Linked DNA regions of Homo sapiens: region 2 is linked to region 1. A link is an interaction called in ENCODE POLR2A ChIA-PET data of the cell type or tissue named here. Cell type or tissue: PC-9. All regions are shown on one strand. Region 1 overlaps VPS35L (VPS35 endosomal protein sorting factor like). Region 2 overlaps GPRC5B (G protein-coupled receptor class C group 5 member B).

Region 1 (2,500 bases):
GCTTGTACAAAACATCCCACGCCCCTCCACAATTGTCCTCACCCACTTGAAAGTATGACTGCAATATGTACACACATTCACGTTGGATATAATGGCAATGCTGCTCATACTCCACACTTGTATTCTAAGTAGCTGACTGCATGTATGCCTCCCCCTGTTCACAAGTTCTATAAAGTCAGAGACGCTTGGTTTATCTGCAGAGAGGCAGTGCGAATCTGGTACCAGTAGTTAGAAATGTCCACTCTGGAGCCAAACTCCTGGGGCTTGAACCTTGGGTCCCCCATGTACCAACTGTGTGACCTTGGGCCACTTACCCTCTCAGTGGCTCATTTCCCATCTGCGAAATGGGGCTTCGTCGTAGTATCACCCTGGAACATAGAAAAGCTATGGTAGCTGCTATTAATATTAGCTGTTGTTGTTTTCATAGCCACTTCAGTACCTGACACATAGAAGGTACCCAAAAACTACAATCCATTCAACATTATTCACCCAATGCATGTCAGTGCCCAGCACTGTCCCAGGAGCCAGAGACAGGGCGGGATTGAATGTCATCAGGGACACCATCCACATTGAGTTCCTGGAGGCGCCATTAACAGAATACAGTGTGCAGCCAGCAGACCTGGCGGTGTATTGGCAAATGCAATAGATGAAGTGCCTGTCCTCCTGGAGGTTATAGGCTAGCATGAAACAGAGAGAACCAGGAAAACCACGAGATATTGTTGGGCAGGTCATTGAAGGAATACCTAAGATCATTTCAGATAGTGAGAAGTGCTCTGTAAAAAACAACACAGAGGCTGGGCGCGGTGGCTCATGCCTTTAATCCCAGCAGTTCAGGAGGCCAAGGCAGGTGGATCGCTTGAGCCCAGGACCTTGAGACCAGCCTGGGCAACATGGCAAGACCTCATCTCTACAAAAAATAGAAATTCGCCAAGCGTGGTGGTATGTACCTGTAGTCCCAGCACCTCAGGAGGCTGAGGTGGAAGATCGCTTGAGCTCAGAGTCAAGGCTCCAGCGAGCTGTGATTGTGCCACTGTACTGTAGCCAGAGTGACAGAGTGAGACCCTGTCTCAGAACCCGCCCCCCCCCTAAAAAAACAGGATGATTTGTGATGAAGAGAGAGTAAGAGGACTGCAGATGGAATGTCAGGGAAGGCCTCATTAAAGAGCTAATGTGTAAGATGAGAACTGCAGGCTACCAAGGAGCCGTCTGGCCAAGCCCTGGGGCACAGACTCTAGTCAGAGAGAACGTGCCTGGCTGGAGGCCAGCACCTGGACGTGTGTGCCAGCCCCTGGTGCCACTCTGTGCCCTTTGTCCTACTGTGTGTGGGGGAGACTGGCCTCTGGGGACTGCCTCACCTATCCTTCCTCTAGCTCCCAATTTGTTCAGCCAGTAGGAGGCAGCAGCATATGCAGGGCAGGAGGAAAGCGAGGCTGGGGTATTTCTCCCCCATTCCTCCTGGGCCATGTTTTGGCGATGGCTTTGTTCCTGCAAGCAAGACTACATCTTGGGCTAGATGGCCTCTTGCCGCTGCAGGTTCCAATCATGCTGTTCCCCCTGCCGCTGCGGGTTCCAATCGTGCTGTTCTCCCCACCTTAATGTGGCTGGGGTAAGGGAAGGGGACCCGCATGGGGTGGGCTAGCAAGGCCATGGAAGGGGCTGGCCGTGCAGAGCTTCTGCACAGAGTGAGAAGTCTGGAGAGCTTTCAGCAGGGCATCCCCAGACTCACATACACCTTTTTGGAATGGAATTGAAGCTGCTTACTTTTTTACACCCCAAAACTTTTTATAGATTCAGTTTAGCATCTGAGAAACACTGTTTGCTATAAACTCTGTGACTGTCTCTCAGGTTTTGCCTCTCCCAAGAGAGCGTCCTCCATTTGGCTGTTACCGTTGTTGAGCATCCCAAAGAGTGAGGCTCTATTTAAAGTCACTGCCTCGAGTGGTGGCAGGGATCATCCGGGGGCTCACCCAGCGTAGGTGGCTTCTACCGTTCCATCTGCTACGATACCCGCGATCCTGCTTTTGTGGTTGGAACAGGGCTTCCTTTTTTTTTAACTCCCACCACCCACAGAAAAATAAGAGTGTAATTTTGGAAACAGGCCATTAAGCTGACAGGTAACTTTGCCTTCTCCTTTTTGGGATCCAAAAAGGGATTCTCAAAGCTCGTTTGCCCAGACAGGAGCGTGTTGATTCGTGGGAATCACGTTTTGTCATTTTCCTCTGTATTGTTTAACCAGGCTTGTGAGTGGGTCTTGCCTTTGTTCAGTAACTGACAACGTTAATTTCTCTACAGCTGCTGCGGGAGGATCTGGGCTTCTGTGTTGATTTTCTTTTTCCCTCCCTGCTTCATCTTTGGGATTATTTATCCTTTTTTCGGTTCTCTGCTAGGATCATCCTGAACATGGGGTCCTGTTTCTTGTTCGAGAGCTTCTCAACGTGATCCAGGACTACACCTGGGAGGACAACAGCGATGAGAAAATCCGCATCTACACCTGCGTCCT
Region 2 (2,500 bases), 190 kb after region 1:
GTGAGACAGCTCCTATTAGGACCTCCATCTTACAGGTGACAATACAGAGTCTCCAGGAGGTGACAACCTTTGCACAAGGTCACACAACTCAACTCCTGGGTGCGACCTCACTCCGCGGGCTCCCAGCATTTCTTTCCTTTTTTGTTTTTATTTGAGACGGAGTCTGTCTGTCGCCCAGGCTGGAGTGCAGTGGCGCAATCGGAGGCTCACTACAGCCTCTGATTCCCCAGGTTCAAACGATTCTCCTGCCTCAGCCTCCTGAGTAGCTGGGATTACAGGCGTGCGCCACCACGCCTGGCTAAATTTTTTTGTATTTCTAGTAGAGACTAGGTTTCACCATGTTGGCCAGGCTGGTCTCGAACTCCTGACCTCAGGTGATCCACCCGCCTCGGCCTCCCAAAGTGCTGGAATCCCAGCATTTCAAATGTAGTAAACACAAAAGCAGCTGTCTTCCTTGGTTCCAGGCTGCGTCTCTCCCTCACCTCCCACGCTCGCTCTCTAGAACATCTCTGGAGGATTCCCCAGAGTGCCTCTCTCCCTGGGAAACCTGCAGAATTCTCCCTGCTGCCCTCTCTCTTGCCCATATACGAGCTGGAGTCCACACAGCAGCCTCAGCGATGGGCCTAACCCAAGTCTCCTCTTGCCCCTCTGCTCCCTCTGCCTGGCCACTCCTCCTCCCAGTGCTGAGCTCAGCTCTGATGCCATCAACTCAGACTTGGCCAAGGTCACACCCCAGTCCTCTCCACCACAGCCTCTGGTCTAATCACGTCTGTCATTTTTTGGCTGTTTACTTTGTTTCTGCCTTCCCTTCCTCCTGTCCTCCCATCCTCACTTCCTCCATTGCAAGACGTGGCAGGGCAGGGACATGGTCTCTCTTGTTCACCGGCAGACAAGGCTCCTTCAGTCTTGGCACGACTGACATTTGGGCTGGGTTGTTCTCTGTCATGGGGGACTGTGCGTTGCAGGATGCTTAGCAGCATCGCTGGGTTCTACCCACTGGATACCGGTAGCACGTCCCCTCCTCCAACTGTGACAACCCAAAATGTCTCTAGACAGTGCTAGATGTCCCCTGGGGGAGCAAAATCACCTGGATGAGAACCATGGCTGTAGACTCAAGCTCGACACACAGCACCTGGCACGATGTTTAGTAAATACTGAATGAATGAGAAACATAGTGAGGACTGTCCCCTACCTCACGGCTACCAGCTCCTTCCCTTTTTTTTTTTTTTTCTCTAACGGCCCCTTGCTTTTGAAGGGAGCCTGGTCTTTAGGAAAGCCACAGCCCGCACAGCTGGCTGGATGCTTGTTTCCTGGCCTCTCAAGCCAGACTTACTGCCCCAGCTCAACCCACGTGTGGGGTTGTGACCAGCTGCTCTCCCCGGGCTCCAGTACGTCCCTGGGGCTTCCCTAAGTAAATGCGGTATCGACCACCTCACTGTTACAGAGATCCTGTGAGCATCTCAGATCCTGCCCTGGCTGTGAGGCTTTCCAGTGGCATAAATTATTGATGTTACTGAAGGAAAAGGTGCCTGGGGCTGTCGGGCTCATGTCCTTTGCCTACTGATGAGAGGAGGCAGCCTCAGAATAGAAGGCATCCGGCCAGCATTCCGCCCCAGCATCCTGCTCAGGTACCTTCCGGGGTGAGGATGCACCCCAGGCATCGGTCGGCCTGCAATCCAGCACTTATTCGTGGTCCTGCCACGTCGGTCACTGACGTGCCACCACAGCTACTTATGCTTTGTCCACACACCACCTGGGCGGTTATTTACTTAACTTTTGAATCAACCCACTTACAAGAAAACCAAACACATTCAAGTATTTATCTCCAGACATTTTTAAATTGCTCATTGAGACTGGGTGCAGTGGCTCATAACTGTAATCCCAGCACTTTGGGAGGCTGAGGCAAGAGGATCACTTGAGGACAGGAGTTTGAGACCAGCCTGGCCAGTATGGTGAAACCCTGTCTCTACTAAAAATAAAAAAAATTAGCTGGGCGTGGTGCCACGTGCCTATAGTCCCAGCTACTTGGGAGGCTGAGGCAGAAGAATCGCTTGAACCTGGGAGGTGGAGGTTTCAGTGCGCCAAGATCTTGCCACTGCACTCCAGCCTGGGCAACAGAGCAAGACTCTGTCTCAATAAATAAATAAATAAAAATAAAATAAAATCGCTCGTTGATGTAACCCATGTTGCATACCCACTGGGCGCATTTCAACCTACCACCCTTTGGAGAAACATCATCCTAGCACAATTGCTTGTCACGAGGTACTAAAGCACACGAGGGATCAAAATTTAAGAACTGGAGGTGTCAGAACAAAATGCCAACAGTCCCCGACCCAGTGGAGGGGCCCTGGAATGGATTCCCCTGAGACATCTCATCAATGGCCAGCTCAGTTAAGAGACTTCTCAGCAAGTTTCAGCAAGCAATGCTGCAAGCAGCCTCTCTAATCCCATCCAGCCCCAGGGTGGCTGGGAGGATGACAGGCAGGAATGTGCTTTGCAG

The links. Peaks named below come from ENCODE experiments on the same cell type or tissue, not always from the same donor. Only the 100,000 strongest peaks of a DNase experiment are listed, where the experiment ranks them.
Region 2: POLR2A ChIA-PET joins it to region 1 with 36 read pairs; 8 of 35 experiments call an interaction of 5 or more read pairs at or near these places.

Annotation. Positions count from the first base shown.
Region 1 is chr16:19,679,838-19,682,337 of GRCh38, forward strand. It overlaps VPS35L (VPS35 endosomal protein sorting factor like), which reads left to right. Exons shown (of 31, transcript NM_020314.7): 28 at 2,388-2,500. Among named protein-coding and RNA genes, the nearest start is that of KNOP1, 37 kb to the right of the region's middle. In PC-9, no CTCF peak of the experiment used is centred here; a DNase peak (open chromatin) is centred at 1,264.
Region 2 is chr16:19,873,645-19,876,144 of GRCh38, forward strand. All of the region lies in intron 1 of GPRC5B (G protein-coupled receptor class C group 5 member B), which reads right to left. Among named protein-coding and RNA genes, the nearest start is that of GPRC5B, 10 kb to the right of the region's middle. RefSeq lists an enhancer at 2,159-2,500. In PC-9, no CTCF peak of the experiment used is centred here; no DNase peak of the experiment used is centred here.